Linked DNA regions of Mus musculus: all the other regions are linked to region 3. A link is a loop called in an ENCODE intact Hi-C map of the cell type or tissue named here. Cell type or tissue: left cerebral cortex. All regions are shown on one strand.

What was found. A loop is a pair of places that touch in the nucleus more often than their neighbours do. Peaks named below come from ENCODE experiments on the same cell type or tissue, not always from the same donor. Only the 100,000 strongest peaks of a DNase experiment are listed, where the experiment ranks them.
Region 1: a loop joins it to region 3, with 7 times the contacts of the local background. A loop is called at or near these places in 6 of 42 quality-filtered maps.
Region 2: a loop joins it to region 3, with 4 times the contacts of the local background. A loop is called at or near these places in 2 of 42 quality-filtered maps.

What each region holds. Positions count from the first base shown.
Region 1 is chr14:75,872,166-75,880,165 of GRCm38, forward strand. No RefSeq gene overlaps it. Among named protein-coding and RNA genes, the nearest start is that of Gm52138, 15 kb to the right of the region's middle. In left cerebral cortex, a CTCF peak has its summit at 4,327 (motif pointing right); DNase peaks (open chromatin) are centred at 2,973, 3,876 and 4,326; H3K27ac peaks cover 174 bases.
Region 2 is chr14:76,412,961-76,420,960 of GRCm38, forward strand. Tsc22d1 (TSC22 domain family, member 1) reads left to right here and starts at 2,861. Exons shown (of 3, transcript NM_207652.3): 1 at 2,861-6,049. The coding sequence starts at 3,123. In left cerebral cortex, a CTCF peak has its summit at 3,424; DNase peaks (open chromatin) are centred at 1,690, 3,176, 3,988, 4,535 and 1 more place; H3K4me3 peaks cover 6,680 bases; H3K27ac peaks cover 3,378 bases.
Region 3 is chr14:75,959,278-75,967,277 of GRCm38, forward strand. The region is part of intron 4 of Gtf2f2 (general transcription factor IIF, polypeptide 2); the gene reads right to left. Kctd4 (potassium channel tetramerisation domain containing 4) reads left to right here. Exons shown (of 2, transcript NM_026214.3): 2 at 3,121-5,940. The coding sequence starts at 3,314. The coding sequence ends at 4,093. Among named protein-coding and RNA genes, the nearest start is that of Kctd4, 8.3 kb to the left of the region's middle. In left cerebral cortex, a CTCF peak has its summit at 3,154; DNase peaks (open chromatin) are centred at 3,190, 4,056, 4,896, 6,202 and 2 more places; H3K4me3 peaks cover 5,027 bases; H3K27ac peaks cover 5,328 bases.

The DNA of each region.
Region 1 (8,000 bases), 87 kb before region 3:
TTTTTTTGTTTGTTTGTTTGTTTGTTTTTTGTTTTTAAATAATTAAATAACCAGCACTGTTAACTGCCGAGCCATCTCTCCCCTCTCTTATTTGAGTTTAACAGCACCCAGTTCCATTGTTTCCAGTCATTTGCATGATTGCACAAATGACTCCCAGAAACTCTCCTGTCCACTGTGACCGTTCGCATAGAACAGTGTGACTTGTAACTTAAAAGATAAAATTTCCAGTGCCCAGTAAAGGAAGTGTGCAATAGTGGTGGGAAAACACGTTATAAAGCACATGTTCCAGAAGCCAGCGTGCAGAAACATCCAGCGCTTCCTATGGGCAAATCTCTACGTGAAACTGCTCCAAGGTTGTTTGTCGGGATACTAGGATGGAGGCCCAGGATTGGCAGATCTTTACAGCTTTTAGGAGATGGTAGACTTTCTCTTACAGAGTTCAGATGCTTTTGTAAATATCTATAGAATAAAAGAGGTGGCCAAGTGGCTTGTGACTTAATTAGAAAATTTGAGATATGGCAGACAATTCATAAAAAAACATCATGTTTTTTGGTTTGTTTTGGAGTATGTCAGTGTCTTTGTGAGGGTTTCCAATGCTGTGAAAACGTACACGACCAAAAGAGAGTTGGGGAGGGAAGGATGGCTTTGGCTTCTTCCTTCACTACGCAGTCTGTCGTCAGAGGAGGTCCACAGGGCAGGAATTAAGGTCAGGAACTCAGAGAGAGACCATGGAAGAATGGTGCTATGGCTTGCTCCTCCTGAATTGCTTAGCTTGCTTTTATTACACAACCCAGGACCACCTGCCTAGGGATGGGATCGCCCACAGTGGGCTGGGCCCTCCCACATCATGAAAATGCCCTAGGGACCCACGGGCAATCTGATGGGGGGTTGGGGGTTGGGTTTGTTTCTCTATCAGGGTCTAGGTTTGTGTGAAGTTGACAAAAACCAGCAGCACAATTAGGATTTTAAAACCTTGACCTTTTTGTGTGTGTGTATTTGTGTGTGATTTATTTTCTCATTCCAAATCATACAGTCTTGAACTTAGTGTTAGGTAGCCTTTTGTTGCTGTGAAAAAATACTTGAGCAAAACAGGTTAAGGGAAGGAAGCTGTGTTCTGGCTCAAGGTTTTAGTCCTTTGTGGTAGGAGGCTTCGGCATAGCCAAGAGTGAGGCGACAGGAGCCTGTGCCTGCTGTTGGGTTTCTCACTCTTTTTTTTTTTTTTTTTGGTTTTTTGAGACAGGGTTTCTCTGTGTAGCCCTGGCTGTCCTGGAACTCACTCTGTAGACCAGGCTGGCCTCGAACTCAGAAATCCACTTGCCTCTGCCTCCCAAGTGCTGGGATTCTCGGGTTGGGGTATGTGGGCACAGTGCATCCCACTCTGAGGGTGTCGCTCCCCACCTTCTTTCAGTTGATCCTTCCCGGAAACCCAGCAGACGGACGGACGTACACTTCACCGCACTTGGAGGCATCTCTCAGCCCGATGGAGTCGACAATCAAGATTAAGCACCGTTGTCTGCCCCTCAAGTCAAGTGTGACAGCCAAACATCTACTTAAACCATAACATCACACCTGCCCTGCAAGAAGCTCATTCCTATTTCACAATGCAACCTGCGGCCAGTCCATCTGGAAGGTTCCACATCATCTCAGCAGCTGGCGATTGCTCAAAAACCCAAGTTCATGGTTTCCTCGCAGATCCTGGCTGTGCGCCCAGTGTTTAAAAAGTACACATTGCTTTTTTCTTTTCTTTCTTTTTTTTTTCTTTTTGATTTCTTCAAGACAGGGTTTCTCTACGTAGCCTTGGCTGTCCTGGAACTTGCTCTGTAGACCAGGATGGCCCTGAACTCATAGAAACCCAGCTGAATGTATTTCTAACGTAGATTTCCACAGAGTGAAAATTCCTCTTCCACACGGAAGGATCGAGGCACAGAGATAGAAGGAGGAGCAGGTTCTCAGTTTGGCTGCCTACTGTTCTGGGCCTGTAGTGAGACAACACATCAGGGCAAGTGCACATGGCCTAACAAGATGCCCGTTCACGGTGGCCTGGCAGCAAAGGGAGGAAGAGGTGGAGTTAGGCTACCTTCAAGGCCACCCACTCAGGACTTAACTCTCCAATTAAACCAGCCCTCCCCCCCCCCAAAAAAAAAAGGTTCACCACTGATCTCCTGTGCTGGTTAGCCATTTGTCATTGTGACACAAACTAGAGTCATCTAGGAAGAGGGAACCTTCATTGAGAAAAAGCCTCCCTTGGATTGGCCTGTAGGCAAGTCTGTAGGGGCATCTTCTTGATTAATGGTTGATGTGGGAGGGTCGTCCCACTGGTCCTGAGTCCTGAGCAAGCCAGAAAGTAGCACGCCTCCACGATATCTGCATCAGTGCCTGCTCTACGTTCCTTCAGTGATGGCGCCATCCAAGGGCTGTAAGATGACATACCCCACCCCCCACCCCCAACACACAAGATGCTTTCTTTTGTTTACGGTGTTCATCACAGCAACTTGTTAATTGGAATGGACCAGGCTAGGGCAATTCTAAGGACGTCTCCAGTCTGCCTTTTGGGGTCCTGTGTCACAGCTGCTGGGAAACATGCTGAACACCCATGGGCTAGGAAGTGACTTGTGGCATGGTCACTCTAGAGAAAGCTCAGATCACTATTGAGCTCAGGCCCAGAGGGCTAGTAGGGAAAAGAGGTTATTGTGTGGGGGCCCGGTTCCCTGCCCCCGCCCCCCGGCTTTAAGTCTCTGGTCTTTAGAAATTCTGCCAGGCTGTGGAGAGTGGAGGGGCAGGTCCGCAGCCAGGTGCCCCCGGTGCCCTCCCTGGTCCTGGAGACTGAGCTACATTTCAAAAACCCAAACTCAAAAAGAACGCTGTCAGACCCGGGAGCCTCCTCCATCCTTCTAGCTTTCCCCATGAGCCTGGGTGGGTGGGGAGGCAACTCATCGGCTTGACATTATCCATCTCCTCCTCCTCTACTAGCGTTTTTCCGGGGACGGCAAGAAGCGGTACTGCCTGATGACAGAGAGTGGGCCACTGCGGTGGCAGCTATTTCATAAACAAGCTGGCTTTGGCCTGGAGGAGAGAGAAATGGATCCTAAAAGACTATTTGTGGTTCGCAGCACTCAGGGCTTAAAGGCCGCCTTCTGGCCTCTCTCGAGTTGAGTGATGGAGAGTTGCTTGGAAGAGGGCGCCTGCTGAGCCAAGTGGTTCTGAGATGGATGAAAATGTCAGCGTGTCCACATTGGGAGGGGCTGGGGGAAAGAAGGAAAGAGGCCAAGGGAAATCGAAAGAGCCTCTTCTTGGTACAGTGAAGTTCCTTTGTGAATCGGGAGCCCGACCCACTGTGGCTGGGGGAGCCCAGGCCTGGCCCATTGCTTAGCAATGGAACTCAATGCTGTTACTCGATGTTGCTAAAAGCCATCCAGGTGAAAACTTACAATCGAAGGCAGGTGGTAGGAGGCAAATGGCTTCGGCTGCATCTCATCGCTGAAATGCGTGGTGGCTAAGTGGAGGGGAAGGCTGTCTCGCTTCTATAAGCAGAAAGATACCAAACATTCCCCTGGGAAGGAAAGTGGATCTGTTGGGACCTTTATGTTTGGTCTAAGTCTGTTGCTAATTTATTTATATAGGTATTCAAAATAGTCAAAGTGGTTAGTATGGGTTTCTCTTGAATTTATTCTTTGTAGAGACTTAAGAACTCAGCGCCCTAACCATATAGGCGCCACCCAGAACTCTTTGTCTAAAACCCCTTGTACACACATCTGCTATTACCCCATAGTGCCTCCTGTGGCTGTCTCACTGCTGCTCTTTCTTTCCCCAAAGGAAGGAGGAAGGCAGCCACGATACAATTGTGGGGGGTTCTAGACGAGAGGGTGAACAAATTGAGACTTACTACCTGAAACCACGTCCCAGGGGTTCTGACAAGAACAAACATAGAAAAGTAAGAGATGAGTCAACTCTGGTATTCCAGCTCTCACGCAAAATCTAACAAACTTCACAATCCCTTCTCCGAGGCTTTCTAGGAGAATTAAACTGGGCAATAAGGCAGCTTATTAAAATCAGAACAACTAATAATAACCGGTGGTTTGCACTCTATCTGTATCTAGATAAACGTGGCAAGGAATGACAAAATGTCTGTAACTGAGCAAAACAGTACAGTAAGTGGCTGTTTTTCCCTTTTTGGATACCATACTTCTAGCTGCTGCATGTACTCTGTGTGTAAGAAAAAACATTTCGCCGGGCGTGGTGGCGCACGCCTTTAATCCCAGCACTCAACTCTGTATGAGCATCCTCTGTTTCAAAGGGCGGGCCCTGTCAGTTTGGATGATGTGTTTCATTAGACGGCCAGCAGAGGGAGCTCGCTTGCTACCTGAAGAATCCAAGGTAAATTGAAGCACAAAGAGGCTTGGACGGGAAGATTTCAGGGCTGGAGGCTGAAAAGGACCCTGAGACAGGGGAAGGGGAGCAGGGCGGGGCGGGGCGGAGAAGCTGAGGCTCGCTGGAACTGGACGATGGAGAGGCGCTCATGGTTGGATTTCAAATTCTTGACTTTGTTTTTAGGTCTAGTTTGCTGTTGCTTAGTGGATAACTAAGTGCTCAGCCCACCCTCTCAATTTGTCCTGCTCCTGGGGTCCTTAAGCAACGACCAGCTACAAACCATGCAACCATGAATGACGCGAGCAACCCCGAGTGTGGGGGTGTGTATCCACAGAGGAGAGCAGTGAGCGAAATATACCCCAAGTAAGCATGTGTTGCAAAGAAAAAAAAAAAAAAATCTGACTAGAGGCAGAGAAGGGGCCAGTGGATAGAGGCCGGCCCAGAGAACTGACTGCCTGAGTTCCATCCCTGGTGACAGGAGGTGACAGGAGAGAAGTAGTGACTCCAGAGGGCTGTCTTCTGACCTCCACACCTATGCCATGTCACATGGGCCTGTGCACACAAGAAAGGAAGAGAGAGGGAGAGAGAGAGAGAGAAAGAGAGAGAGAGAGAGAGAGGCAAAGGTACTTGCCACCAAGCTTTACAACTTAGTTCATCCTGAACTCACAGAGAGAAAACTGATTCTGAAAGTTATAAATTGTCTGACCTACATACATATACCATGGTACCTGCATCCCCAGTGAACACACTACACACACACACACACCACACACACACACACCACACACACACACACACACACACACACACACACACCCCATGTGAGTAAGAAAGTAAAAAGAATTCAAAGTAGGTAGCTTTTATTTTGAAATATATGCTAATTGCTTGCCTCTCGTCTAGCATGACTCACTGTATTAATTATATATTACTGTTACAAAATAACCCTCAACGGTAGTCTAGGAAACAACAAACACCATCTGTGAGTTTTGTAGGTCAGGACCTAGGGTGGTGTCAGCTTGGATCTCCCTTTTAGCTTTCAGTGAGGTATCATCTGTAATCATGTTACTGACTGGGCTAGCACAGCCACTTCTGGGATAGCTCCAGCAATTCCCCAAGCGGAAGCAGGATTGCTGAGATTGAGGTAAGCCTGGGCTACACAGTGAATTCCCAAATAAAACAAACAGAAAGAGGAAAAAAAAAAACAACAAACAAACAAACCAGCATCCCAGAGATTTAGTTCCTATGAGCACAAAGTCTCCTTCTGTGGACTAGGAGACTTCTCTCTCCCTCTCTTTCTTTTTCTTTCTTTCTCTCTCTCTCTCTTTTTTAAAGATTTATTTATTTTATTTATATGAGTACACTGTAGTTGTCTTTTTTTGTTTGTTTGTTTGTTTTGAGACAGGGTTTCTCTGTGTAGCCCTGGCTGTCCTGGAACTCACTCTGAAGACCAGGCTGGCCTCAAACTCAGAAATCTGCCTGCCTCTGCCTCCCAAGTGCTGGGATTAAAGGCGTGCGCCACCACTGCCAGGCTGTAGCTGTCTTCAGACACATCAGAAGAGGGCATCAGATCCTGTTACAGATGGTTGTGAGCCACCATGTGGTTGCTGGGAATTGAACTCAGGACCTCTGGAAGAGCAGCTCAGGAAGCAATTTCTTGGAGAGATTTGTGTTGGGAGCATGCCCTTTTTAAAAAAAAATTATTTATTATATGTAAGTACACTGTAGCTGTCTTCAGACACCCCAGAAGAAGGCATCAGATCTCATTATGGATGGTTGTGAGCCACCATGTGGTAGCTGGGATTTGAATTCAGTACCTTTGGGATAGCAGTCAGTGCTCTTAACCGCTGAGCCATCTCTCCAGCCGCCCCCCGCCCCCCCCCCCCCGCAATTTTTAAATCAAAATTTATTTTATGTGCATGTGTTTTGCCTGCATGTATATTGTGTACCACTTGAGTACCTGATGCCCTTGGAGGTCATAAGGAGACATCAGATACCTAGAACTGGTACAAACGCTTGCGGGTCAGGGAATTGAACTCAGATCCTCTGTAAGAACCACAAGTGCTCTTTAAAGTCCTGGTGAGTCCTGTCTGTAGCAAAACACAATTATTATTAAGCACATGTATTCTTCGATCATGACAACAATGTATTAAGAAGAACAAGTCGCCTGCCTTTGGCTGGGAACATTCCCCTTGTTTCTTTCTGCATGCTAATGTCATCTAGCACACGGAGAGTTATACTGCACAATGAAAATCAACACAAGTCCACGTCTGCATCACTTTTGCTGTATAATAAATAACTCAAGTCTTTCCGTGGATGACCAGACACTGGCCAACTCTGAAAGATAGCTGGGGTAATTCTTATATTATTTTTTCTCAAGGAATCAAGGTTCTAAGCCCCCCCACAATGGAGAAAGGCGATGAACTCAGTTCTAACCTGAGTGACCTTGCACGATATTAAAAGCAAAGAGAAGGGCTCCGACAATCACTCAGCAGAGAGCCTTAACTTCTGACAGCTGAGGTGGCGCTCAAGCATTAAAGAGCTGTGCCGCGGATCCCAGCACAATAGAGACTCTGCAGCACTTCTGAGAGGGAGGGGGGGGAGAGGGGAGAGGGGAGGGGGAGAGGGGGAGAGAGGGAGAGAGGAGAGGAGAGAGGAGGGAGAGGGAGAAGGGAGGAGAGAGGGGGAGGGAAAGGGAAAGGGGAGAAGGAGAGAGGGGGAGGGAAAGGGGGAGGGGAGGCAGTCAGCTTCAGGACCGCAGTGACCCTCAGTGGAAGGTGCTTGCCAGTCGAATGCTGTGTCAAGAAGGCCAAGTTTGCACTGGGCCTGGCAGTTTATCCTAAACCGGGAACCTCGCGGAGATCAGCAGGGCTCCTGCACAAGCGGACATACAGATCCACAATTCCTTCATATAGAAAAAGCATCACGCTTACTAACATCATGGAGGGAGCTGGTTGTTGTTTTTTGAGGATAAAGATTAAGATCAGAGCCTGGCGGTAGTGGCACACGCCTTTAATCCCACCACTTGGGAGGCAGAGACAGGCGGATTTCTGAGTTCTTCTGAGTTCGAGGCCAGCCTGGTCTACGGAGTGAGTTCCAGGACAGACAGGACTACATAGAGAAACCCTGTCTCAAAAAAAAAAAAAAAAAAGAAAGAAAGAAAGAAAGAAAAGAAAAGATTAAAATCAGAATAAGAACAGCTCAATAGCAGAAAATATCGAAGTGACCCCTTCCCAACAGCAAGATCTAGTGGTTTAGAGACTGTAATGGGGCTGGGGAGATGGCTCAGTCGATAAAGTCCTCACCATGTAAGTATGAGGACCTGAATTCCCTCTCCAGAAGCTGTGTTAAAAAGCAGGGCATGTAGCCGGGCGTGGTGGCGCACACCTTTAATCCCAGCACTCGGGAGGCAGAGGCAGGCGGATTTCTGAGTTCGAGGCCAGCCTGGTCTACAAAGTGAGTTCCAGGACAGCCAGGGCTACACAGAGAAACCCTGTCTCGAAAAACGAAAAGGAAAAAAAAAAAAAAAAAAAAAAAAAAAAAAAAGAAAAGATTAAAAAAAAAAAAAAAAAAAGCAGGGCATGCAAGCCGGGTGTGGTGGCACACGCCTTTAATCCCGCATTCGGGAGTCAAAG
Region 2 (8,000 bases), 450 kb after region 3:
ACCATACCCAGTGAAATGATTAAATTTGTAAAATACTCAAATGGCTTCAGTTGTTTGAAAGTACAGGTATTAACATACTGAGGCACAATGCAGTTTTATGTTTTTCAAAATGACTTATCATAATCTATTACTTCCAGAATTTGTGAGCACATACTTTTTACCTAGCAGAGAATTCTATATTAGGAAGTGGACAGGCTGGTGAAGGCTTGTAATTACAACGCTCCAGAACCTAAAGGCGGGGTACAGTGAGTTGAAGGTTACTCTTCCATCTCTATTGAGACCCTCAACTCATTTAAAAAAATCAAAATAATGTGAATTTCACCTGTTTTGTAGGGGACATGTATGAGGTGGCACGTGTGAGAGTTTGGTACAGACCAGATAAAGGATGCCAAGATGTCAACAGTATATAGGTGACATTCAAACTCTTAATGTACAGAATGAGGGGTGTTAAACTGCTGGTAACAGTTTTTGGTTTTCTGTTTGTTGGGTGTTATCCTTCAGAAACGAAATTGGTGATTTCCCGAGTCAGAGGTCTCTCTTCTGATCAATTTGTATCCCTGAAACCTAAACTAGAACAGAAACAAACCGCTCTCAAACAACCCTTTTCACCTCAGCTTAAAAAATTTCCTGGGTGAGATTTACATTCTTGGTTAGAAGCAAAGCCCTGCTTTGAGAGGTTTTGACATGTAATACTTCGGAGGCAGCTAACAGAAAATTGTCTCCAAGCAAACCTACCTAAATCCATGAAATCTAGTTTTAGTTAAAAAGAAAAAAGGGGGGGGGCACTTTACCAGTCTTTTTGCTTTTCTAGCCCTAAAAGGCATTCTTTACAAATTTCCTTTAAATTCCACTAAAACCAAGCCCTAACCTTTTACCTCTCTAAGGGCCACAGCAAGGACACAAAGACAATAAATGGCTGGAGGGAAGCTCCACCTGTTGGTTGGTTAGCTGGCAGGGCCGGCTAGCTTCTTCCCACCCGATAAGGAAGGACAGCAAGGATCACTCCCTTTTGTAAGAGCCTTCCCTTGGAGGGGCTTGGGAGATTCCCTGCAAACATCCGTGCCACATGCTAGCAGTCTCGACCCTGCCCGTCGAAGGGCGAGGGACCGCGTGGCAACTACCACCGCTCTGCACAAAAGGTACCACTGCTGTGGGGGAAGACACCCGATTCTATCGGGGCATCCCCGGAAGGGGCGAGGGCGGTGCGGGTCGAGGGGGAGGCCAGGTTGCTGCTTGGAGAAGGAGGAGGAGGAGGGTTCCGCCACGCGCCGAGGAAGAAAGCCTGACTCATGTCGTGGCAGCAGCGGAGGGCTCCTGGGAGCTGCAACTCGTGATGCTGCTGTTGCTGAGGAGAAAAGCCTCATTACCCGTTCCGCAGGCCGGGGCGGGGGAGCCACCGCCCCAGGGCGCGCACACCCGAGACCTAGCGCTCCGCACCCGCCTCGCCGCCGGGGTCCGCGTGGGAGACAGCAGCGGACACGCCTAACCTGCGCGCACGCGCGCGGCGTGGTTCCCCCCCCCCCTCCCAGCCCCACCCCAGCCTCTCCACGCGACCCGGATTCGCTCGCTCGCGCGCCCGAGTGCCCCACCCCCCACCGCCCTCCGGCGTCGGCGACTCCGCCGGCCTTCGGTAATTTCCGTGGGAGACGGAGCCGAGAGCTCGGCGCGGACCGAAGACAGGCCACCTCCCCTGGTCAGACCCGGCTTTATGTCTGCAGCGCCGGCGCGCACGCGCAGACGCCATCTTCCCTCCTCTCCTCCACGACCCCTCCCCCCTGCCACCTCCTCCTCCTCCTTCTCCTCGGTCAGAGCTCGACCCTCCTCCTCTCGCGCTGGGGCGCTGGTCCCTCCTCTCTTGATGCCGCGAGAGACCAGGGGATACGGAGCAGCCCGAGAAGAGCACTAGTAACAACCATCACAGCCCCCTCCTCGCCCGACGCCCTCCCACTCCCCCGCCCCGCGCCGCCACCGACCAACCCCACCTCTCATTTCTTTGAACGGCGTCGGCTGCAGCCGCTGCACCAGCCCCGTCTGGCCGCCACCGCCGCGAAAAGGAGCCACCGCCGCCCGCGGCCCCCTCCCTCCCTCTCTCCCTCCCTCCCGGTCGCGGGAGCAGCTCGGTGCCGAACCAGCCGGCGGGCCGAGAAGAGGACGCGAGCTCGCCCCTCCGCTCCCGCGCACGTCCCGCCGCCCGCCGGAGCAGCCCGGGCGCCGGCGCCCTTCCTCTCCGAGGACGTGTGGCGAGCCGAGCGCCTGCCCCGAGGGAGGAAAATGCTCGGGCTCCATGGCTGCCAGTGATGGAGCGGTCCCTGGGCTCCCGCTGCTGCTGCCGCCACCGCCGCCGCCGCCGCGCCCCGGCCGCGCTCCGCGAGGATCCGGCGTCTCTGCGCGCCCGCCCGCGCCTCGTTGCTGGGCTCACCGTACCGGGCGCCCCGCCACCGCCCCGCTCGCAGCCGCGCCGCCCGGGCCCCAGCCGCGGCCAGCCTTTCCTCCCGGAGCAGCCGTCGCGAGCCCAGGGGGTTTGAGAGGGGCCGCGGGCCGTGGGGGGAGGCCCGAGCGGGGCCGGCCGCGCCGGCAGGGGAGGTTGGAGCGACGCTGAGCTCAGGGCTCGCCGGCGGCCGCGGCGCCGGGGGTGGCGAGGGCCGGGGCGACCGCTCGCTCCGCGCTGCCTCGGTGCAGGACGAGCGGAGGGGCTTTTGCAGCGGCCGTCGCCGCGGGAGGAGGGGGTTGAGCTGGCTCCGGAGTTGGCCAAAGAAGGTGGGCATTTCTCGCTTCTCCTCGCCTCCCCCGCCCCCTCCTGGGCTCCCCTCCCTCCCGCCCCGCACCCCACGTGAAGCGGAATATAAAGGGGGGTGTGTGACTGGAGGGGGAAGTGAATGGCGAAGGACTGAAGGGGTCCCCCTTCGGTTCCCCAGCCACCTGGTTCACCCGGTTCATCCTCCCTTCCCGAAGTTAGCCCTCGAAGGCACGAGCAGCCGGCGCCTTCGGCAGAGGAGGAGGAGGAGGAGGGATCGCGTCGGGCGGAGCTTCAGGTCCTGTTCGTCTCTCCGGCTTCTCCATACAAAGATTACGGTGCAGAAGGAAATTGCACTTGCCTCCTCCGCCCCCCGGTACCCAGCACAATGCACCAGCCGCCGGAGTCCACCGCCGCGGCGGCCGCTGCTGCAGACATTAGTGCTAGGAAGATGGCGCACCCGGCAATGTTCCCTCGAAGGGGCAGCGGTGGTGGCAGCGCCTCTGCTCTCAATGCAGCAGGTACGGGCGTCAGTGGTGCTGCTCCATCTTCTGAAGATTTTCCTCCTCCTTCGCTGCTCCAGCCGCCGCCTCCTGCTGCATCTTCCACGCAGGGACCCCAGCCTCCGCCTCCACAAAGCCTGAACCTCCTCTCGCAGGCTCAGCTGCAGGGACAGCCTCTTGCGCCAGGCGGAACTCAGATGAAAAAGAAAAGTGGCTTCCAGATAACTAGCGTTACTCCGGCTCAGATCTCTGCCAGCATCAGCTCCAACAACAGCATCGCGGAGGACACCGAGAGCTACGACGATCTGGATGAGTCGCACACGGAAGATCTCTCCTCTTCCGAGATCCTCGACGTCTCCCTTTCCAGGGCCACTGACTTAGGTGAGCCTGAACGAAGCTCCTCAGAGGAGACTCTGAATAACTTCCAGGAAGCTGAGACACCTGGGGCAGTCTCTCCTAACCAGCCCCACCTTCCTCAGCCTCATTTGCCTCACCTTCCACAACAGAACGTTGTGATCAATGGGAATGCCCATCCCCACCACCTCCATCATCACCATCACCCTCATCATGGGCACCACCTTCACCATGGGCACCATCATTCATCACATGCTGCTGTGGCCGGTCCATCCATTCCCGGAGGGCCACCCTCGAGCCCAGTGTCCAGGAAACTCTCTACAACTGGAAGTTCTGATGGTGGTGTGCCAGTCGCACCTCCTCCTGCAGTACCATCGAGTGGCTTACCAGCATCAGTGATGACGAACATCCGTACTCCAAGTACTACAGGAAGCCTAGGTATAAATTCGGTTACTGGCACGAGCGCTACGAATAATGTTAACATTGCTGCTGTGGGTAGTTTCAGTCCCAGTGTGACGAACAGCGTGCATGGTAATGCTAATATAAATACAAGCAATATCCCTAATGCTGCTAGCATAAGTGGTGGGCCTGGAGTTACCAGTGTTGTTAATTCGAGTATCTTGAGTGGCATGGGCAATGGTACCGTTTCTTCCTCTCCTGTTGCTAACAGTGTCCTTAATGCAGCTGCAGGTATCACTGTGGGAGTGGTTTCCAGTCAGCAGCAGCAGCAGCAGCAGCAGCAACCAACAGTTAACACATCGAGGTTCAGGGTTGTGAAGTTAGACTCTACTTCTGAACCCTTTAAAAAAGGTCGATGGACTTGCACAGAATTCTATGAGAAGGAAAACGCTGTGCCAGCTACAGAAGGCGTGGCCGTCAATAAAGTGGTGGAGACGGTGAAGCAAACCCCCACGGAAGCATCGTCCTCGGAGAGGGAGAGCACTAGTGGGAGTTCTGTGAGCAGTAGTGTGAGCACACTGAGTCACTACACGGAGAGTGTGGGAAGTGGAGAGATGATGGGAGCCCCGGCTGTGGTGGCGCCGCAGCAGCCGCCGCTACCACCAGCGCCTCCAGGTCTTCAAGGTGTGGCTCTCCAACAGCTAGAGTTCAGTAGCCCTGCTCCACAGAGTATTGCGGCGGTTAGTATGCCACAGAGTATTTCTCAGTCACAGATGTCACAAGTACAGTTACAGCCTCAAGAGTTGAGCTTTCAGCAGAAGCAGACTCTTCAGCCTGTCCCTCTGCAAGCCACCATGAGTGCCGCAACTGGTATCCAGCCTTCCCCTGTCAGCGTGGTCGGCATCACGGCGGCTGTAGGTCAGCAGCCTTCTGTTTCCAGCCTGGCTCAACCGCAGCTGCCATATTCTCAGACAGCTCCTCCCGTGCAAACTCCTCTTCCAGGGGCACCACCCCAGCAGTTACAATATGGGCAGCAGCAACCAATGGTTCCTGCGCAGATAGCCCCAGGCCATGGCCAGCCAGTGACTCAAAATCCAACTTCAGAGTATGTGCAGCAGCAGCAGCAGCCAATATTTCAAGCAGCATTGTCCTCTGGGCAGTCCAGTTCCACGGGCACGGGGGCAGGAATATCAGTGATTCCTGTGGCTCAGGCACAGGGGATCCAGCTGCCAGGGCAGCCCACAGCAGTACAAACACAACCTGCAGGGGCGGCTGGGCAGCCCATTGGCCAGGCTCAAACAGCAGTGTCCACTGTACCAACTGGCGGTCAGATTGCAAGTATCGGTCAACAGGCAAACATACCCACTGCAGTACAGCAGCCCTCTACCCAAGTTACACCTTCAGTTATTCAGCAAGGTGCTCCTCCATCTTCACAAGTAGTCCTACCTGCTCCAACCGGGATCATTCATCAGGGAGTTCAAACCCGTGCTTCAAGCCTTCCACAACAATTGGTCATTGCACCCCAGAGTACCTTGGTAACTGTGCCTCCCCAGCCACAGGGAGTAGAAACCGTGGCCCAAGGGGTTGTTTCCCAGCAGTTGCCCACAGGCAGTCCTCTGCCCTCTGCTAGCACTATTTCTGTTACAAATCAGGTTAGTTCAGCCGCTCCTTCTGGAATGCCTTCTGTCCCAACAAACTTAGTTCCACCACAGAATATAGCACAACCCCCAGCCACCCAAAATGGCAGTTTGGTTCAAAGTGTTAGTCAATCTCCCTTGATAGCCACTAACATAAATTTGCCTTTGGCACAACAGATACCACTAAGTTCTACTCAGTTCTCTACACAATCATTAGCTCAGGCCATTGGAAGCCAAATGGAAGATGCCAGGCGCCCAGCGGAGCCCTCCTTAGGCGGCTTACCTCAGACTATGAGTGGTGACAGTGGGGGAATGTCAGCAGTTTCAGATGGGAGTAGCAGCAGCCTAGCAGCCCCTGCTTCTCTCTTCCCGTTGAAGGTGCTACCGCTGACAACACCCCTGGTGGATGGCGAGGACGAGAGGTAAGATCACGTGCTTCTGCAGCCATCGGGCAGTTCCAAGTTAATCTCTCAAGTAGCAATACAATACGTGTGGGTGCAGTTAGTCTGAAGATATATATATACACACATATATATGTACATATATACACACATATACATATATACATATGTATATATACCTACACCTTTTCGTTTGCATGTGAGAAGTGCATATTCATGGTAAGTTTCCCAGAGGAAGAATGTCACGGAATGGTTTCAGAGTGGTTGGGAGGCAGACTAGGTTATGACAGTAATGTTCACGGTAGTTATAAAGTGTAAGTGTATATGCCAAATAGACTTGGGGCTACCAGGTAGCTTTTATTAGTTATAAAGTGCTTTTGAGAAGATTATGAAAAGCGGCTTACCTTTTGTTACCCCACGAAATAGTTAAAGCTATTCTTTGGAGCTACTAGAATCTTTATGGTGATTTCTTGTTGGGGGTGTGGTTGCCACGTCTGTTCTTGCGGTACAGCCCTTTTCTTTCCTAGTATGTTTGATCTCACGCTGTGAAAGATACAGTTACCTGCTTGCCCTCCTAAGGCACTGTGGGAAAGATGACCTAATCTGGGTGATATAGGCTGCCCTCAGACTGTTGTTAGCTTCTGTAAACTCTGTCGGAACAGAAGAGGAATGTGCGCCTTAAAGCGTATTTTCCAAGGGCAGAATACCTACATTTATCCTTGGTAGTCAGTAATGCTGTACAGTCTTGTCTTCTGATAGTAGATAAAAGTGGTAGCCATTTTAAAGAGTGAGGTCAGTCTTACAAGGGCTGATTTTATACTGGTTATCTGTCCCACCTGTTTTCTCTTCTCGCCAAAAGACAGACAGGCTAAAAGGCAGTATTAGGCCAGCATTTTTTTTTTTTCCAATTATGCTGGAAATAATATGCTAAATCACACTTGTGAGTCAGACTGTGAACTTTGATTTTATATTACTTTAAGATTCTTTCTTTTTTTTTTTTTTAAAAAAAGGAAAGTTCTTTTTGCAAGTTTGCCAGTATATATAAACAGAGAAGTATAGTAGTTGTAAAAAGACTTCTTTTTCACTGAAGTTTTGAAAAAACATTTAAGATAGTTAATTATTTTAGGATTTTTTTTTTGAGATATTTGACATTAAACTTTCAACTATTCTAGTTGAAACATTTATATTCTATTTGTATATTTGTGGGTTTACTTTGAAAAACTGAAAATGTTGCAAAAGAGTTTTATAAAGAGAAAACAAGGCCATGTGTTCTGGTGAAGTTTTCACTATTTTTTTCCCAAGTCATTTAACATTGAAACAGGTGAAAATACTTTTTTAGTTTTTTTGTTTTTCTAATAGTCATATACTTAAATTTTGTTACTAACTAAATGTAGTCCTTACCCTCCTACAAAAGTACCTCACAAGATGGACTGTTTCGTGCAATTATAACTATTGTTCAACCTTTAATTTTATCTTTATCATTCTGATCCTCACCTGTAATTTTAGTTTAAGGAACTATTTACTCTAATTTTTTTGTTTCCTAAACCAAAAGGGTGTGAACTGAGTGAAGTTCCTTGTTAAAATAACTATATAATACAGATGTCAACCTAAGATGTGAAAGACAGATGACATAGAGACATGACATTACCACACACTGGTAACAAACCTGGGAAGGTTTTCTTAATTACTGTCTGTGAGCTCCTGGGAGGGCTTCCTCCTTTGTTTTTCCTCCTGTTGGTAGGGAGATGGCAGGCCTGGGAAGACCTGCTGTCCACAGTTAAGTCAGAGGATACTGCACACTGGTTTTTATCCGTAGAGTGAATCCCAGTGTGAGAGTGCAGAGCAGTTTCCTAAACAGATGCGTAGTGACTGAGGTCAAGGCGGGTCAGGAGTCACTGGGGTAGAGCTGTGTTCCAGGGAAGCACTGGGAAGCAATTGTCTGCAGTAACCAACGGAAGCAGTCCTCAGACGG
Region 3 (8,000 bases):
GCATGAATGACACATTCACTCACTTGCTTTTCTGGCCAGGGATTGTGCCCATGAGTTCCAGGAAGATTCAGGTCCTCTGCAGAGTGTGAGTGATGCTGTGGGCAGTTAGCTGACACTGTACTTGTGTCAGTACTAGTCTGTCCCAAGGAAACAGCCAATGCTAATTGGTATTTCAAACACAACTAACCTTGGCATGCAAACAGAACTAAACTCACATGAACATTTTTTTATTCAGTGGTGTTTTATTTTTAAATAAACAAAAAGGCTAACATAAAATATTCATAGGGAGTAAGTATCAAGCAGTATGAATGCCACTCACAGCCAATGCTTTAACCCTCATTATGAAGAGGGACTATGAAGAAACAAGGGACACGGCAGATAAGAAACTGGGCTTGTAAAAGCAGTGAAGTCAAAGCACAGATCAATACCCTGGAAACAGAATAGGAGCCACGGTCAGAGGAACCGACGGTCAAGCACAGATCGACAGCCCTAGCTGTTTTCACCTTTTCTTTCTAAAGTCACGGAACTCACCATTTCAAAGGAGAGAGCAATACAAGCAAATGTGAAAATAAGTAAAAGTTCTGGCAGGGATACAGAATGTGAAGACAAGGTGTCTTTCTGTTAATGGAAGCTCCTAAAACCACTGCTGTTCCCTGAAATGCAATGGACCTCACAGAAGAGGGATCTGCTGAGTCTGGGGACATTAGCCTCTTCCTGTAGCTGTCAATCAGGAGGGAGCTTCCTCTCATGTTACAACATACAGAACCTGCATATATTTTAATTATGTCCTATGTTGATCACTTCCCATTGGTAGAAAAGATGGAAATTCCTTCCATTATTAGCCTTGAATAAATTCTGCCTTTTACAGACAGTAGATGAGCATTACCTACCACATAATGGGAAGTAGTCCCACAAATTGGTTAGGCATTGGGCTTAACTATAGGAAACACTCAAATGAGTGACTGATTTAAATTCTCAAAGCTGCTGGAGGGCTCTTTTTATAAGGTTCGTGATTATGGTGTCTAAGAGGTTATCTCTCTATGTTGTTTTCCGAGTTTTTTTTTTTTTTTAATTTATTTTGAAATGGAACATTACTATACAGCCTAGGATATCCTTAAACTCAGGATCTTCTGGCCTCAACTTTTGGGAGCTGCAGATAAGTGCATGCAAGTATTACCATTTCAAGTGTGCTCCAACTCTTAGGAAATCAGGCCTTTTCACAAGGATGCCTCCCTGACTACAGTAGATGAGATGCTCTTTAGTTGGAGGCAAAGGCATCTAGCAGTCAATCTTTGATGCACGGCTTCGGCTCCTCCTGTGATAGAAATTGCTGGACTGCCTAATTCTACTCTGTCCCTGTAGTGAAGCAGGGAAACAAAGTCATATAAACAGGAACTGTCTCTGATATTGTCACCAGCACTAGTACATAGTTTTAGAGCTAACTGATTACCTACAATAAGCATCCATCACAGATAAATAGAAGAGTCCACACAAGCCAAGCTGGCACTCCATGAAGGCAATCATGTGGCTGAAATGGCAGTGATATGGATGAGGTGGCATGCATCAGATGTCAGTTTCCTTTCTTAAGATGCTAGACAGCAGACAAGACACAAAAGGGAAGTCTTGTATAGTAACAAAAACTCCCTGATTTCTGAACTGGTACCTTCCAACCAACAACTATTCAGTTCTTAAAATAAGTCACACCCATAGTCAAACTTCATTCTAACACTAATACACACACACACACACACACACACACACACACACACACACACACACACCCTCTGTCAGAATGTCAGAGCACATTCTCCTTAAATGCTACAGGGCTGAGAGGTTCTATCAAAGCAGTTACAAAACCCAGGTAAAACACTAAAAGCTCTCTGGAACGAAATTTCATCTTTGGTAAAGAAGCTGAATCTCATCTTTCCACTAAAAAATGATTGTGCCTTAGATTTCTAGTCCAATTTCAATTCATTTTTGAAAACCTCAGTATTAATGTTAATTTATTATCTGCTAAAGAATATATAGTTTAAAAATATCTAATGAAAATGTAACCCTATTTACAGAAAATAAAAGTTGGGCATTTTAAAAAGAGAAACTATTTTAATACCTTTAACAAGATATACATAATTTTAAAATAACATTAACTCAACAGAAATATAAGTGACTTTCATATAAAAGCCAAGCCCTTACAACAGAGTTCCTCAGGGTAATTTAGTAGACAGGTTGCTCAAGTAATGCATACTGGAAACACACCCAGATTTCTATATCTGGGGCTCTGATTCTAAAAGTATAAGCTCAGAATCCTAAAATGCTCTGGAAGGCATTTTTAAAGACGAAGGGACAGGAATGCATTCAACTCACACTATTCTGTCACTCTCTGTGAGACAACAAGTAAACCCGAACTTGCCCACGACACTATAACAGAGTAGGCATGTAGAATCAGCTTTCTCTCTGAATGTACATGGCTACATGGCTATAGCCTTCTCTGCAGCACTGAAGCAGGGTAAAATGAGCTCATGGATTTCTTACAGGAAATTGTAACTAACAAAATGTGAATGAATACTACAAAACCAGTCTACATGACTTTTTTCAACTTTTTAGTAAAAAAAATAAGTAAATAAACAACCTTGTATGAAAAGAAGTTATGCAAACTTCTTCTCATTTAACAAAGAGACCCAAATCCAAAACACATACAAATTCAACTAAATTCAAATTCAGTGTCACAACAGCAAGCCTAAATACTTTTGTCTGGGTCTACAACACTGCAAACACTATACTTTTATAGGAAAAAAATCTATATGCTAGTTTCTTTCACCTTAGGACTCCTATTATGATTTATTTGAAATAATACCAGTGCAACACATTCTATTTCCAAAAGGTGACAGTGTAACTCAGTATTAGTCTAATGACTTACACTAAGCAATGCCTTAGACCTTTAGAAATGGACAGAAATTCTTATTTACCTGGGAATTAAAGTGGAGTGGCAGTTTGTTAGAGGAAAGTCAATTTGCCCTGAATACGTCTCCTTTACTCATAAAATAGACATAGAAATCCTTTTGCAACAAATCCCTTCCCTGATACAGTTAAATGCAAATTCTCTTTTCCGTCTTACTCCAGAAAGCTCCTGCATGCATAGCTGACACGCCACCTACTGCAAAACCCAGCTGCCAGCGCAGGCGGTGCTACCAGCATTTCATTGCATCGCCAGGCTGGGAAGGAATAAAGGCGTGCTTGTGTGGTAGTGTTTCTTTTTTAAAAGGAAAAAAAAATCTCCAAGCCAAGAAGAACAAGCTGAAATAGCATCTTGAAAATGGAGCGTAAAATAATCAGAAGAGAAAAGGAAAGGGAGTACGAAGGGAGGCACAACAGCGTGGAAGATGCCGAGCAAGGCAAGAACTGCAAATCCACGCTGATGACCCTCAACGTTGGTGGATATTTATATATTACTCAAAAGCAGACACTGACCAAGTACCCAGACACTTTCCTTGAAGGTATCGTAAATGGGAAAATCCTCTGTCCATTCGATGCTGATGGCCATTACTTCATAGACAGGGACGGGCTTCTCTTCAGGCATGTCCTAAACTTCCTACGAAATGGAGAACTTCTACTACCCGAAGGATTTCGAGAAAATCAACTTCTTGCTCAAGAAGCAGAATTCTTCCAGCTCAAGGGGCTGGCAGAGGAGGTGAAATCCAGGTGGGAAAAAGAACAGCTGACCCCCCGAGAGACTACTTTCTTGGAAATAACAGATAATCACGATCGCTCACAAGGACTGAGAATCTTCTGTAATGCTCCTGATTTCATATCAAAAATAAAATCTCGCATTGTTCTGGTATCCAAAAGCAGGCTGGATGGGTTTCCAGAGGAGTTCTCTGTGTCGTCAAATATCATTCAATTTAAATACTTCATCAAGTCTGAGAACGGCACTCGACTTGTACTAAAGGAAGACAACACCTTTGTCTGCACCTTGGAAACTCTTAAGTTTGAGGCCATAATGATGGCTTTAAAATGTGGGTTTAGACTGCTGACTAGCCTGGACTGCTCCAAAGGGTCAATTGTTCACAGCGATGCACTTCATTTTATCAAGTAATTACCTGTCTCATGAACAAAGGCAACAAGCATGCAGCCAGCAAGCTTCAGAAGCCACAGAATCAAAGGCATCCCAAACAACGTGCCCAGCCAGCTAGTCCAGAGCCCGGCTGCTAAGCAAGTACTGTGAGCTAACGGTATGTAAATCTATCACTAAAGATGTCCTTCTCTGGGGTGTTCTGCCATCACATTTCCACCGACAGTGAAGCTGTGGTCTTCTAAACTGTAAATAAAGACAATGCTTTTGCTATTTATTTTTTTTTTTTTTTCCCTTAAGCTGTCTTTCAATGAGAATGTCTTGGGTACTTCATCTATCATTCACTACTGCAAATGCTAACAACATACGATTCAAAATCTTTTCTACTTAAGAGCAAAAATCCATGAAGAAGATGAACTGGTTTATAAAATAAACATGGAGAGCAAAATAAATGTACAGAGCTACCTAAAGCAGGGGTAACAGTGAATCAAAATGTGACTGTAAAACACATTCGAGCTACTGATTTGACTTTTAAAATAGCAGGCACCAAAAGCTTTATTATAGCTCCTGTATTTCATACTAGAATTATGGCTAAATTGATATTTTGCTGAAAATTTCTAGGAAACTGCTTGATAACAATAAAAAATAAATAAAAGCATTGCTAGCTTCTCTGCTTGTATTAATGATTGCAATAAAAGTTACATGTGTCACTTTAAAAACGAATAGTACCACTTGATGACTGTGCACGGTATTCTGCATTCATGCAATTAACTGTCAGGCTATTGCGCCTTGCTGATCAGCAAGGGACAGAAATTAGCCACCACTTTCCAGTACAGCACAGCATGGGTGGCCTGGTCCCAGCTGAGTGCAGGGTGTGCGAACGGAAGAGCCTATTTCACAATCACTCTATGCTCAGTTTTCAAGCTCAAAATGTTAAATGAACATTATTTAACAACACTCTTAGAGAAGAACTTTACTGATCTTTTAAAATCTTTTATGTAAAAAAAAGTCCTTCAAAATTTCATACTAAAACCTAACAAAGTCACCACCACCAACTACTCAATTTCCGTTCTGCTACACTAAAATATCTGTTCTGATGCTAAACCTCAAAATCACAAAGTTGTGCGGATTATTTCTATTTCATGCTAACATTTACAGAAATTTTAAACTTTATTTTATGAATGGCTGTTTAAGGACTATTCTCCTAGCTAAACTCTAAATGTGAGTGCCCACTTATGTTGCAAAGAGCACCTGCACCACTCCTGTGGCTTCACCTACATCATTCCTAATAGTTTCTAAGAACAAATTGTCTTAAGTTTAAAATAAACAAGCTGGAAGTGGTGATTCATGTTTGAATCCTTCCAGTTGAGGCAGGAGGATTAACACATGTTTGAGGCCAGCAAGGGTTACTATGTGAGGCTCTATCTCAAAAAAAGCAAAAAGAAAAAAAAAGGAGGCAGGGAAGCAATCATGGAAACTAACAACTATAATCCAACCTTATTAAATAAACCAAATAACCTGTTGATTATCTTGGCTGAGTTTAAATAGTTAATCATATATTATAACATTTTGGTTACATATAAAATTTAGAATGAGGCTCACTATTAATTATTATTAACTATAACTGACTTTTACTTACAAAATCTAAGGTAATATAAAAGTTGCCTATACAGACTAAAAGAAATAAATCCTTTAAAGGTACTGTGCAAACAAAGTCCTTCAAAAATTTATACTAAAACAACACTCAATGTCAACTACATACTTTTCTCAGATGTCACATTAAGAAAAAAAATGCTTTGCCTTATGTATCAAATTTTCTTAATGAGCTATATATGGCTTAATCAGGACTTACAGGGACTATTGAAACAATTAAAAAAAAAAAACTGTACAATTGCCAGTGGCTGCTATTCAACTGTTTATATACCCCCCAGACTAGGGGCTGACTTTTCCTTGGCATTTGGACTTGGTAATGAAAAAAAATTGGTAGTGATTTAATGTCAGAGTCAAGTTTTTTCTCTCCCAAGATTTCAGTGCAGATAATAAAGACGCACTGACATAATGTGTCACTGGAGACGCAGCTGAGCCAGTCTCAGATCTGCAAGAAAGGCTTCCCATGATTTCACAAGGGAATTTAGTTTCTCATAACCAAGTTTATTACTGTTGTTATGAACTACCAAAGGAATCTGATGCATGTTTATGTAGTTCTTTAAATGAATATTCACATCTGGATTTAAGCCCTCAAAGTATAAGGCACCATACTGATCTACAACCATTAGTAGTTGACAGGAAGTGCATCTTTGCAAATTAAAAATTAACTGTATTTACAGATTCAAGCACCTAAATGTTGTGTTGTAGGTATGCAGAAAATGTCTAGTTTTAAATTTGTTAGTTTTCTAAAACATTTACAGGGATCTTTCTAAGATATCTTGATCTGTTCTAACAGGCCAAGAGCAAAGCTTCCCTGACCGTTCTGTTTCAATGACTGTGTAGTTTCTCTCATAAGCAAATGGTATAAAGAACTCATCAGTGTCTCTTCACCTCTTAAAGGAAGGTGGCAAAGGTTGTTACTACACTTCCAGGACCTGCACATACATTTGCCTGTATTTGGACCTAGCCCATGCAATGACTCTTGCACCCAACTTTAAAATATGAAAAACAAATATGTATTTATGGCTTTCTGCTGTACTGTAAAATGTGTCTGTGTAGCATGAAGAATGAATGAAACATAAGCCCTCAAATAATAAAAAGCAGATGACTCTATCCCAGCCTACAGATGAAAATACCGAATAAGCTTGTTCCAGTGTTTCTCTGAAATCTTAAGTGCTACTTATAAGGCACTACTAATAAAAAGGTAACATTCATTAAGTTCTTGTTGTCTGGTTTCGTTTTGAGGCAGGGCCTTACCCTGTAGGCTAGGCTGGCCTCAAACTCCTGATGGCCTTCCTACCTTGAGCTTCCTAGAGCTGGGTTACAGGTGTGAGTGACTGGGGCAGCCTTGACGTGTTTTACTGTATGCAAGTATCAAGCTAGATATCTCAATTACTCCTCAGGCAAAAGGACAGTCACTCATCTTCTTACAGATGACAGAGAAAGAAAGGTTAAGATCCCCCCTATTTCTCACACAGTTAGCAAGAAGCCAAGGTCCACAGCCCAGGTTTAGTGGTTCCAGCTGCAGCAGCAAATGCTCTGAGAATTGGATCACTCAGATCCTCAGTACCTAACCTAGAACTTGGCACAAAACAGACATTTACATTCATAACTCAATGTGAATACAAAATACCAGATACTGTCTGTCTGTCTTGTACACCTTCACAATGCAAGTATTCTAAAAATGTTAAGTGAAAAATTGAATTTTGGAATATCAAATAACTTTTTTTAAGCAAATAACATTTTTAATGTCATGTCGTCATTTAAAGAACATGAGGTGAATCATCCCTTTCACAGACTAAAGAATACCCAAATTTGTCTATTTATGAATCTACATTTTTTACATATTAGATTCGCTGAAAAGATTAATCATTTAGAGGCTGCATTAGCTGTATTATGAAAAAGTATTTTTCTTATATTATGAGCAAAACATGCTCAAATAAAATTCTCTTGAGTTCTGGAATGAGATTCTATTAACTTCTACAAACGAGCTCAGAGGATGGTAAGTCAGTAAATCTTTTCAAACTCTAACCTCCTCATGAGGAAGTTTAAAGCGTGCGTTGTGTGTAAAGCACGTTAGTTCAGCCTTTCAGGAGAAGTGTTAATAACCTTACCGGGTGCAAGGACATTCTCTAAAGTCACAAGCGTCAGCCAGGTGACGCGCAGGGCCGCACCTAAGTTATGCTTCTGACTTACACTTTCTTATGAGGTAAAGTGAGTTATTTTAAGACCAAAACATACAAAAAAAAAAACAAAACCACATGATTCTCTTCAGACTTTCTAG